Linked DNA regions of Homo sapiens: region 1 is linked to region 2. A link is a contact called in ENCODE Hi-C or POLR2A ChIA-PET data. All regions are on one chromosome and are shown on one strand. The core of a region is the stretch at or near the end of the contact, and the rest is flanking DNA. Distances in the headings are between cores, read along the strand shown. Region 1 overlaps SLC38A4-AS1 (SLC38A4 antisense RNA 1). Region 2 overlaps SLC38A4-AS1 (SLC38A4 antisense RNA 1).

The links. A loop is a pair of places that touch in the nucleus more often than their neighbours do. ChIA-PET counts read pairs that join two places held with the same protein, here RNA polymerase II (POLR2A). Pooled maps may share reads with other maps.
Region 1: a pooled map shows a loop between it and region 2 (2.8-fold over the local background). The contact joins two enhancer-like sites. A Hi-C loop is called at or near these places in 4 of 50 pooled maps. POLR2A ChIA-PET finds 5 or more read pairs at or near these places in 3 of 52 experiments (CD4-positive, alpha-beta T cell, CD8-positive, alpha-beta T cell and activated T-cell).

The regions. Positions count from the first base shown.
Region 1 is chr12:46,626,002-46,632,249 of GRCh38, forward strand. The region is part of intron 3 of SLC38A4-AS1 (SLC38A4 antisense RNA 1); the gene reads left to right. Among named protein-coding and RNA genes, the nearest start is that of SLC38A4, 200 kb to the right of the region's middle. Within about 2 kb of position 4,035, at least 3 of the 41 ENCODE cell types and tissues checked have a DNase peak (open chromatin) inside an H3K27ac peak, as active enhancers do.
Region 2 is chr12:46,548,423-46,554,559 of GRCh38, forward strand. All of the region lies in intron 3 of SLC38A4-AS1 (SLC38A4 antisense RNA 1), which reads left to right. Among named protein-coding and RNA genes, the nearest start is that of SLC38A4-AS1, 170 kb to the left of the region's middle. RefSeq lists an enhancer at 1,543-1,692. Within about 2 kb of position 1,534, at least 7 of the 41 ENCODE cell types and tissues checked have a DNase peak (open chromatin) inside an H3K27ac peak, as active enhancers do.

The sequences.
Region 1 (6,248 bases), core at 2,785-5,284, 80 kb after region 2:
GCCAGGCACCGTTCTAGGTTTTGGGAATCCAGTAATAAACAAAACAAACAAAATTTCCTGCTTTAGGGAGTTTACATTCTAGTGGAAGAAAGAAAAAATAACAAAGATAAATAATTAAAATATAAAGTAGATTAGGTAGTGACAAATACTGAAGAGAAAATCTAAAGTATTTAGATTTTAGGAAGAGGTAATATGAAATTTTAGGGGGTGGCAAGGATTGACATTTTGGATAAGGTAGCCACTGAGAGGGTGGTGTTGAGTAAAGACCTGGAGAAAGTGAGGGGTGAGCTATATGCATATCTAGGGGGAAGCATCTCAGTCAAGGGAACAGCAAGTGCAAAGTCCCTGCAGTGAGGACATACCGTTTTGTCTCTGTGCCTTTGCCCTCTTCACACTCCTGTCGTGTTATACCCTTCTCTTCCAAATTGCACTTCCTTCATTGTCTCTTCTGTGAAGACTTCAAGGTCTCTTCTCTCACTTTCTCTCTCTCTCCCTCCCTCCCTCATTTTGTGTTTTTTTTTTTTTCATAAGGGCTTCGTTATTCACTATGGGATCTCTTCCCACTCCAGATTCTTGAAGTACGCTTTTGATTTGTACTGATCCTGTAAGGCTTAGGATAGACTCTCTTCTTAATTTTGTCATCTGTTTGTATTTATGCCTGTATCTGTCTAATCAACTATGTGTAACCCATGAAGGACTGGGGCCATGTGCATCCTGAAAAGGACAACAGAGAGCAGGGGTTCAACATGTTTCTTGATATCATTGCTGCTTTTAAAGATATTTTTACCTCACATTTAGAATTATGGTTGTGTTATATTTGGTAAATAGCCTCTTTTAGAGTTTTCAGGAGTGTGTCCAAAGGTCTTAGATCATTCCCTTGATGATGCCTCCCTCTTTTATTATCTGGCAAATTTTAAACAATGATTGGAAGTGAAAATCTAGAAAAGTTCACCCCGGGAACAATTTTGAGCTGACTGTGACTTTCTAGAGCAATTCTTTGAAAAAAATTCTGAAGCTTTTTAATATGGAAGGTTTTTGGTAAATTAGTATGCCACTAGGATTTGTTTTTCAGTTTAACATTTTACTCTTCCTTGATATATTGATATCTATTTCTCTCGCTCTCTCTCTCTCTATATATATATACACACAAACACACACATACATATATGCATATATTTTTAATATATTTTATATGTGTGTATTATATATGTTATGACATAATAGGTATTATAACAAATTATGTTGGAATAAATAAATAATAGTGGCATAATAGTATTAAAATTAGCCACAAACAGACTGAACTCAATCATCAGGCAAGGACTGTTAGATGCACTATTAAACCATGCAAGCTACTATAATGAAATACTAGATGTATTTTTGATAGTTTCATATTATTCTTAGTGAAAGAAAATTTAAGTTTAAGAAAAAATCTTTTTTAGTTTAAGACATAGATGTTTGATGGTTAAAGATTCAAGTCTGGGCTTCTCATATCTTCAGATAAGTTTCAGATCTTTTCTTTCATGACAGCCATTGCTGCCACTTATTCCTCCATGTGGCCTTTGTGAATGGTCATTTTTGGGGTGAGCCCTCTCATCACTGCAGCTTTGAGCTAAACATCCATCAGGAGAACCCCTTTCCACAGCCATGATAGGAAAATCCTATTGGGACTTTCAAAATTTTGTGCCAGTTACTAAAAAAAAATCTTTGGATAGGTAAAGATATTTTCCGCTAAATGATTCCTAAGATTGGATGCCCAATTGAAGCTATCTGAGTGATGTCATGTGAGGAAATGAAGCATATCAAGTTCAACCATGTGCTTAAGACTGCTTCATTGTTTCTACATTGGATTCCTGGAGCATTATCTCACACCAACTAGTATCACTTCATTACTACTTCATTTGTCTCTCTAGTTATCCTTTAACCTTGTCTTTTGCCTTCCCTGCAGTGAGAGGGTGCACTGGTCTTATTAACTTCATTCATTCATTTAACCAATATTTATTTGCACTTACGATATGCACTGGGGCTATGATGAAGATGAAATGACAGTTTCTGCTCTCGAAGACTCATAGGTGCAGGAGAGATAGGCAGGTAATTCCAATGCAATATCAGGGCCACTGTGATGAAGGAGATATGACTAATGAAAGCAGAAAGAAAAGAATGCTGTATGCCTGTATAGGGGGCACCCAGGGAAGGCTTCCCCAGAGAAAGCAGTGGTTAGCCAAAACTAAAAGTAACTAGGAATTTTCCAAGTGAGAGAAACTTTGGATGATAGGAAATTTCCTTCTAGGAATTATGGGCTGGCTTATTCAAGGAATAGTGAGGTGTTTGGGATGGCTGAGGCTTAGCATGTGGGAAAGAATGGTAGAAGATGAAGCAGGATGAGTGGGCAGTTACTCCTTTTTAATGGCAAAGTATGTTTAGATTTTATCTTACAGGGAACATGAGTAATGGAAAAATTTTAAGAAGGATAATGGCAAGAACATATTTGCATATGAGAGATAATTATTTTAGCATTTGGAAGATGGATTTTTAGGAAAGGGTGAGACTAGAGGCCAGACAATTAATAGATGACCGATAATAGTAAGTGCTGCCGCCAGACTAAAATCCAGATATCCTGGCTCCAAATCAGGAGGTCTCAACCACTATCTAGGTTGCCTTTCTTGTGCAGAGTTCATGAATAGAGTTCAGGAGGCAGTTTACTTGGGTTCAAAACCCTGTTCTGACCCTTAGGGGTGGTGAAATTATTGAAGGATCACTTAATCTTTCTTTGTTTCAGTCCCCTCATCTGTATAATGGGGAGAATACAAATATAGTACAACCTCATGATGTGTGTGTGTGTGTGTGAAGATTAAGTGGATAAATATTTATAAAGTTCTAATAATTGTGCTTGGCAAATAGCAACCACTGTGTAAATGTTGGCAGTGATGATGATGATGCTGGTGGTGATGGTGATGATGATAATGATGTAGGCAACTTTGTCCCACAGCAGGTCCTAATGGAGGGAACTCAGCGGGATGTCCATTCCTGGAAACTGTGAGAACTGATCAGTTACTCTGGATAGGAAAGAGATAGGAATTCTCAAATTCTCACTATGACCTTCACAGTCTATTGGCAGTGAGGTCTTCAGTGAGTTTCCAGATCTAGGTCCACCCATATCTAGAAGCAAGTTGAGCTTTCTCAAAAGGCAATACAAATGATTACTGACTATCTCCTGTTGCAGGGTTCTCAAACATTGGAATGCATCAAAAACATCTGAAGAGTTTGTTTAAACATAGATTTCTGCATTCCAACTCCAGAATTTGTGATTCAATAGATCCAGAGTAGGATCCAAGAATTTGCTCTTCTAACACATTTGAGGGTGATGCTGATGCTGCTGGTCCTGTCTGGGGTCCACACTTGGAGAACTCCTGCCCTGTTATGTGCTCTACTACCTTGCATTAAAGAAAATGAATAAGACTCAGTGTTCCTGGCTTCCTGCTTCCTCCCAAACTGTCTGCTGAGCAACCCCTGATTTCCTCACTGTTTCAGAAGCACTGGCTCTGTAGGCTCCCAGGATGTGTGTGCTGCATGGATCTCTTCTCATCTGTATAACCTCATCCGTGTAACTAAGAGATTGAACCAAATCCCCAGGCCCACTGAATAAGAAATCAGAGTTAAGGCCCCCATGGGAGAGGTGGGTACCTCAGAAGCCAATCTCGTGTGATCCTGCCTTTCATTTCTCTATTGCCCCACTGGAATCATTTGTTGTTGAAGTGTCTATGGCTCTGTGTTTGTGAAGAAAACAGGCAACTCTCTCTGACATTTTCAGCTGTGATTTTGATTTTCCATTCCATAGTTAACTAGTTTAAAGGAGCACAAACCAAAGGTTGTCACCATCGCTAATCTTTGCAATGATTAACTAATTAACATAGTGATTGCAAAATGAACTATTTTCACAACTCAGTGATTCTGATAACTGTGGTTAGCTTGGGTATCATGTGTGTGTGTACATATGTGTGTGTGTGTGTGTGTGAGAGAGAGAGAGCGAGAGAGAGAGATTCTCTAACTCTGATTTCCAGGATTGGCTCCTGTCACTTGGCACCCTTGCTGACTGCACCTGTTTGCAACATTGGGCTACAGGAGGAGTCCTGGAATGGAAGCCTGATGAAAATGACTGGGTAATTCTTAGGATGAAATAGAAGAAGAAATGTAAGACATTTGGAGTTGGCAAGCAGGCACCCTACCAGTTTTGAGATGGGGCAGGTAGGATTTCAATGGCATGTTACATAACCATCCTCTAAAGGGACAGAATGTACATTTCAGTGGCAGAAAAAGAAAAGCACTCTGTTCTACTATGGTTAATTGTTATTAATAATTTAAATGTTGCTTTATCATATTACATATTTCTGCTTACATCCAATGACTTACATAAAAAAATCCTTAGATCCTAGATTTTTGGACTAAGTAATCTTTTTTTAAAAAAAAAAAAAAAAAGCATAAAAGCTCTAATTGAATCCTAGCAAATTTTTGTATTGGGATTTATTACACTGTCTCTTTTTGAAGCTTTCAAATATATTAGGATAATAAAAATAAATATTAATCTTAGCAACATACTGGTGATGGTGGCAGACCATCTGTATTTAGTAGTGGCAAATACCGAGTTCCTACTAGGTCAAGGTATAGCACTAGGTCCTGGGGTGGTTAAAAAAATGTTCTTGCCTTTTTACCAGTTAATAAAGAGATTAAACAATTACACATTTGTAATGCAAATTGAATATTTAAAATATCCAATAGATACATAATGCTATGGAGGTTGAGCAAAGGCAGTGCTTTTATCTGATTGTGAGGATTTGGAGGAATCCTAGGGAAGGGTGTGGAGTACAGAGTTTTGACAGGAGTGACTGGAGGAGGGGCCATCTATTCTGGAGTAAAGAAAGGTGATATTTTGGCTCTGTGCAGAGTCACTGAAGGACAATTATGATGAAGCTGGTTCTTGAAATACTTCTTGTTCCCACCAGAGGCTGTCTAGTGACTCCCACAGATGTCTTGTCTTGGAAGATGTGTTATACCAGGCCGGGCATGGTGGCTCATGCCTGTAATCCCAGCACTTTGGGAGGCCGAGGTGGGTGGATCACCTGAGGTCAGGAGTTCGAGACCAGCCTGACCAACATGGAGAAACCCCGTCTCTACTAAAAATACAAAAATTTAGCCAAGTGTGGTGGTGCATGCCTGTAATCCCAGCTACTTGGGAGGCTGAGGCAGGAGAATCGCTTGAACCGAGAGGTGGAGGTTGCAGTGAGCTGAGATTGTGTCATTACACTCCAGCCTGGGCAACAAAAGTGAAACTCCATCTCAAAAAAAAAAAAAAAAAACAAAAAAAGAAGATGTGTTATACCTTAGAACTCACTCTGTGTGAAATGACTGTCACATAGTGAGAGGCTGTCACAATGGCCAGGCTTCAAGATGGGTTCATTTCCTCCATTCTCTTGTGCTCTCCTTAAATCATTCCAAGTGTCAAAATTAGTGTTTTCAGAGGAATTGACATGTCAACTGGTAGCTTATTGAAACTGGTTGTCATTACAATAAACGTTGCTAGCATTACAATAAGCCTAGAAATACTGGGCTTCTGCCATCTCTCAGAATGAGAGTCAGGTAGGTGTGAAAGTGATTAAGAAAGCTTTGTATTTAGGGCTGGGGAGGCATTGGCCATACAGTGCAAAGAAAGTATAAGTGAAGGGATGTGAGATATAGAGGTCATCAGGGTTGAAGCTGAAATGTTGGTGTTGCTTTTTAGAAGTGAGGTTTGTCTGTGGTAAGCATGTTTTTTATGACCAACATTTTTGCTATGTAAAGCTTAGTAAAAGCTTTTCCTACATAATATGTGAGTGAGATCACTTCAGAAGTAACTCAGGAAATTCTTTTTCCCATAAAAGTTGGGACTGAGATTGTTTCTGGCCATTCCCCACAAAGGAGTGATGTAGTTTACAGAAGAAATGGTTTAGAGGATAACTATAAATCCCCACAAAACTTGTTGTTTTCATCCATATCACCAGGAAGACACTCAGCAGCACATTTCTGCCTTGAATCAATTCCCAGTAGAGTTAGAAGACCAAACTACTGCAGGCTGAAAAGCACCTGAATGGTGGACATTGTGTCAAGAAAGGTGGTGAACCCTACTCTCGGACTGAGGTGGAGGCAAGGATAAGTGTGCATTCTTCAGAAAAGGCTCCAGGGATCATCTGGAAGAAGAGAAGTTATGGGTCATACTT
Region 2 (6,137 bases), core at 284-2,783:
TCAGGATTTCTCTTCAAAGTTTACAGAGACTTAATATAACTCCTTTTCTTAATAGTTATTTTTCTTTGAATTAGGCAGTGGTAACTAAAGCTAAAACAACCACCACCACAGTGGTAATAAAGGCTAAACGACCTTCCACTGCCCTTGTTTATGCTTTTCTCATCAGTTGAGCTTTCCGTTTCTTCAAAGTCCCACAGAAATGGCTGGCAATTTTCAATCATCAAATCAAAGCCCTTTGTTGGAATTGTTTCTTTGGTGTAACGCAGGATATGCTGCCAGTAATTTGATCAGTTCAGTCATTTCCATAATTAGAACAAGAGCACGTCTTCCTAAAGTATGTGCTTATTCCATGGTCTGAAGTCACACAAAAGGGAATGTGCAAAGCCCTTATGTTGTGTGGTTCTAAAATAGCAGCTGTTTTTTATATATTTACCTCTTAACAATTTGCCCACCATCCTAGGTAGACAAACTTATAGCTCTGCTCTATCTGCTGATGACTGATGAAATGCAAGTCAGAGCATTTCACTTTAACTATATTGTTTGTCTGTTTAATAGGTGTGGCATGCATACCCACTCATATAAGACTCATTCAAAATCTTCCTGGGTTCCTCAAGAGCAGAGGGAAGGCAACACTTAAATACTTTGAGTATTCTCTCTTCATATTATTTGTGTACCTGTAGAGCTTTATGCCTATGACAACCTTGGTGTAATGTGGTAACAGTCTCATGGGATTACCAAGGTTGTAGGTTCCCTACCCTCACTTTAAAGAAGGGGAATTTTGGCCGGGTACGGTGGCTCACGCCTGTAATCCCAGCACTTAGGGAGCCCAAGCTGGGCAGATCACGAGGTCAGGAGTTCGAGACCAGTCTGGCCAACATAGTGAAAACCCATCTCTACTAAAAATACACAAAATTAGCCGGGTGTTGTGGTGTGTGCCTGTAATCCCAGTTACTTGGGAGGCTGAGGCAGGAGAATCGCTTGAACCCAGGAGGCAGAGGTTGCGGTGAGCCGAGATCGCACCATTGCACTCCAGCCCGGGTGACAGTGTGAGGCTCTATCTCGAAAAAAAAAAAAGAAGAAGAAAAAAAAAAGGAGGTGGGGGGTGGGAATTTTGAGCAGTGGGTGCATTTATCTGAGACTATTTGTGGGGTAGTTGAGATAGCTGTGCTCCAATGCTCAGCTCACACCACATCCAAATGTCTTTCTCATTGTCATTTCACTGTCTTCTTGTGGTCTCCCTGTTCTGTTCTCTCTTTCCTCTCAACCATCCTCCACACAGCAGTTAGAATAAACTTTCTCACATCCTTTCATCATGTTACTCCTCATTTTCTAACTTGTAAAATTCAGACATCTCAGCTTACCCTTCCTGACAACTATCTTTGTGTTATGGCAGACTTGTTTAACATGAATTTCTCTGGTACCATGAAGATATGTTCCAAGGCCCCCAGTGGATGCCCGAAACTGCAGTTAGTACCGAACCCTATATATGCTATGCTTTTTCCTGTACATACGTACCGTACAGCACCAGCGTACTGGACAAAGGGATGATTCATTTCCTGGGAGGGGTGGAATGGGATGACACAAGATTTCATCACACTACTCAGAATGGCGTGCAATTTAAAACTTATGAATTGTTTATACATTTTCCATTTACTATTTTCACACTGCAGTTGATCCTGGGTAACTGAAACTGAGAATAAGGAGGTGACTATTGTGCATACTTTGAAATGCTGAATTAACTGTCTTGTCACTGCTCTGATGACTTCTTTCTCCTCAAGGCCAGCATGAAACCCTCCTTCCTTCTGAAACGGTGATGAAAAGTGCCTTTATCCAGGAAGTCTTCCCTGATGGATTTCAACACCTTTCTATCTAATTTAAATACACTTTACCTAATTTTGCAACAAGATAAAAGAACTTTCTAAGTGTCCTCCATAATCCTACCACCCTAACACAACTTCTTGAACTTCTCTGTTTCCTTCCAAGTCTCTCCTACCTGCATATAAACTTTTCATGGTTGTGATGTATACAACTTGTATGATTTTTGTCATTTAACAATATTTTGTAACTTTCCACACCACTATACTACCTTCATTTTTAGTAATGATAGTACATTTTTTATGGGTAGTGAGTGATAGTAGAGAGAGGGAGAGAGTAGAATTTGTAGCCAGCATATGTGTAACCTTGGGCAAGGTACATAAGCCCCTTGGAGCATCAATTTGTTCACCCGTGAAACGGGGATGAAATGTATGTAAAGCACATCATACAGTACCTGACATTTGACAAATACTGGCTGTGATTCGTTACCAAGTTTAATTAAGCCATATGCACTTGTTTTTTATGGTTTACTGCTTTGAAAATTTTTGTGACGATTTCATGGGCAGTTCCCAGACAATTGATAAGCTCCTCTAAAGATGGGAACTTTTTTTAAATTTTGTATCACTTCCTAGGTCTTCTGTTAAAAGATGGAGGTCTCCCTCAGTGGACTGTCAATCGTTCAATGCAGTGGCTGACTGCATTTCATTCTAAATAATTTTTCTCTTCAAATTGAAACCTAGTCACTAGGTTTCTGTGCTCTAAGCCCTTTAAACCTAGTTATACGTTGACAAAATAGAAGTAGCTTTGGTATCCTTTTAATTCCTACATCATCCCTATCCCCTTTTCAGCTGAGTAAAGCTGAGTCTTTTGCTCTAACCTCAGTACCTTAACTCTAAAAAGAAACCAACCAACCAACCAAACAAACAAACAAACACTTGGACAAACAGCTTCGCCTTCATCAAAAGGAGTGTGTCAGGCTGGGCGTGGTGGCTCACGCCTGTAATCCCAGCACTTTGGGATCAAAAAGAATCTCACTACTGTTAAAAAAGTCAAAAGGCATTCTTCAGACTAAATTGGTGTCTCTTTTGCTTTGTTGCTTTTTCTTCCTTTCTTGAAATCTTCTGGAATGATTGAAACCTAGGAAGCAGCATGATTTGAGATGACAAGGGTTTAGTCATCAACACACCTTCTGTAGATGCATTTCTAGCTCCAAAATGACATGGAGATAGAGCAGGGCCAGTTCAGGTCTGATTTTTCCACATTAATTTATATCCTAAACTTTAGACTAAGGGCACCATTTCACATAGTGCTGTACCAAATTTTAGGAGAATCATTTCCTTCACAGTAGAATGTCTATCAAACCTATGTGCAATGTACTCTGCAATAATAAAGAAGCATTTTGCTAAAGCATGAGGAACTGAGCCTCTTGTTTTTGAAAAGTAGTTATGAAATCATCTCTTTTTGTTTTAAATCCAAGTAGACTAAATTTCTGATTGAAAAGAATTGAAGGTTTTGTTTTGCTTTGTTTTGAATATCACTCCCACCAGGAATTATCAAGTAGAATTTATTCTTAGAATATGAAAAGGGGTAGAGATATATTTTCAACATGCTCTCTAGATCATTGAACCAAAAAACCATAATTTTTGACATGTTTCAGCAGAACAATGGTACGAATAAGAGGCCATAGAACATGGTGGATAAGAGCACAGACTGGGTTTGCATCCAGGATCTGCTCCAGGACCTGGCTGTGTGTAATCCCTGTGTACCTCAATTTCCTCATCTGTAACATGGCGATAATTTCACTACCACTAACACTACCTATCTCAGAGGGTTATTAGAATGATTACACAAGTTAATATTTATAAAGTGCTTAGAACATTACCTTGGCGTATGTAATGGGTAAGCTGTTACTATCACCACAGATATAGGATTATTTATTTAATTGATGAATAAAAGTGGTATATATTTATGGTGTATAACATGATGTTTTGGGATATGTATACATTGTGGGAAGGCTATATTGAGCTAAATATATAATGTATATATTACCTCACCTACGTATCCTTTGTTTTCTGTGGTGGGAACACAAAATCTCTCTCAAGGGTACAATATTTTGTTATTAACTATCATCACCATGTTGTAGAATAGAGCTCTGGAACTTGTTTTTCCTGTCTAACTGAAATTTTGTATCTTTTGACTAACATCTCCTGAATCTTCCCCTCACTCCTGCCTCCAGCCCCTGGTAACCACCATTCTACTCTCTGCTTCTATGTTTGACTATTTTATATTCCAAATATAAGTGAGGTTATGCAGTATTTGTATTTCTCTTCCTGGCTAATTTCATTTAATGCTATGTCCTTCAGGTTAGATGTAGGATCTTTATATTAAAAAGACTGAAAGACGGTTTTCCTGTAAATATGTCCCATGTTCTTCTAGGAAAAGTCCTTTAGGTCTTGTCTTCCTATCTTCTGGTTTTAAATTTGTACCAACATTTCCTCTGTTTCACTAAATGAGGACTCAGTTTCATCTGGAAATCTCAATTCTAATCATTATCTAAAAGCCTCAACTTACAAATAGCATGCTATACTGGAAAAGTATTTTTCAGGAATCCCTCGATGATTAAAATGAACTGATATACAAATTAGAGAAGAAACAAAAGCATTCAATAGTGAAAATACAGTATTTTCCGGATCATAATAATTATGTGTTGTAATTCTATACGTATCAGTTTGTAATTTTCTGTTTTGTGATTATTCAATCAACCCTTGTCTTCATTTTTAGACTTTAAATTCCACAAGGATAGGGACTGTGCTTCGGTCATTATTAAATTCCAGCACCCATTCTCTGATATATAGTAGGCATTCAAACATAATTGTCAAATGAATGAATGAATACATACATGGCTTAGTAATAAAAATGATCCTTTGCAAGTCAATGTTTTTATGTAATAGTCTTTTAATAAGTTCACCTGTACTTAATAGGGTTATTCATACTCTTAATATTTCTATTAAGAAAGTAGAAGACTGACAGAGGTTAAAAGCGGCTCATTAACTTAGCAGAGAGGCAGGCTTGAGGAGGAGCCTCCAGTCTTCTGAGCCCCAGTTTGGGTTTGTTTCCGGTAAGATGACAAAGGATTTGGAGAATGAGGAAATGCCACCTTATTTCCCTTGTTAGTAGTTTTCCTTTCTTTCCCCCTGCAATAGTTTCATAACTTGCAACCTATAGATGCAGAAAGAAGAAGGGAGAGCATCTTCAAACAGTTAGTTAGGACTCTCCTTCTGGGAGGAAAGTGGATATCAAAGTACAGGATTGTTATATCCTCATGACTCAGAGCCCTGCATCCCAGGGGTGGTGACAAATCTGAAGCTCTGATGAAATTAGAACATACTGCTCACCCCCAGGCAGGTAGGTGTCTTGAGTATCAAAGGGTTAGTATCAACAGTGACAGTATTTAAAACGAATGTGCTATCTTACTGAGAAATTAACATGTAGGCAGATGTATAACTTTTAATTTAGTTATTTACTAAATAAATAATGTTTTATTTAGTGCCTGAAAATATCATACATAGAAAGATAGTTTTGACCATCTGGAAACTATTTTGGGGAAATTAAAAGTTTGGAGCTCAATTCTATCAATAATCCCCTCCTGCCTTTATTATTATTATTATTATTATTATTATTATTTCCCTGTTGCCTTGTCCTCAAATCAGATCCTAAAGCTTGTTTCCTATAAAGCAGTTCCCAACAAATTTGTAAGTCAGACTCTGTCCAATGTCCTCTGATATTTAGACATTCCTCTCTGATTTTGCTCTGAGTCACATGAACATATCACAGACATAAATGTTCTTGCTTTTTTGCTACTCTTAGAACATGTGGATATGATTTACTTCCTAAAACAGGATTCTTTGAACACCTACTTTCTACAAAATCCAACTCCCATGAAATCTGAGAGAGGTTTTCCTCTAAAGTATAAACCACAAGCATAACCAAATGAATTTTTTTTATTATACTTTAAGTTCTAGGGTACATGTGCACAACGTGCAGTTTTGTAATTTTTAAAAATCAAATTAGGCCATTAGAATAATGTTCTGTATCACTGGGATGGGAATTTAATGCTAGACAATTTAGGGTCATTATTATCATGCCAGGCACAACTGTCTTCAATTAGTTATGTCAAGGTGGGGATATAATTGTTGGACATGTTGGCTTCTTGTTTCATTCGGCTTCCATGCTGCATGAAGATTCCAGAAAACCATGATTAACTGGAATATTTGGGGAATGAAGACTTAAGTTTTATTTAATTTTTTAGTCAGCTTAAGTTT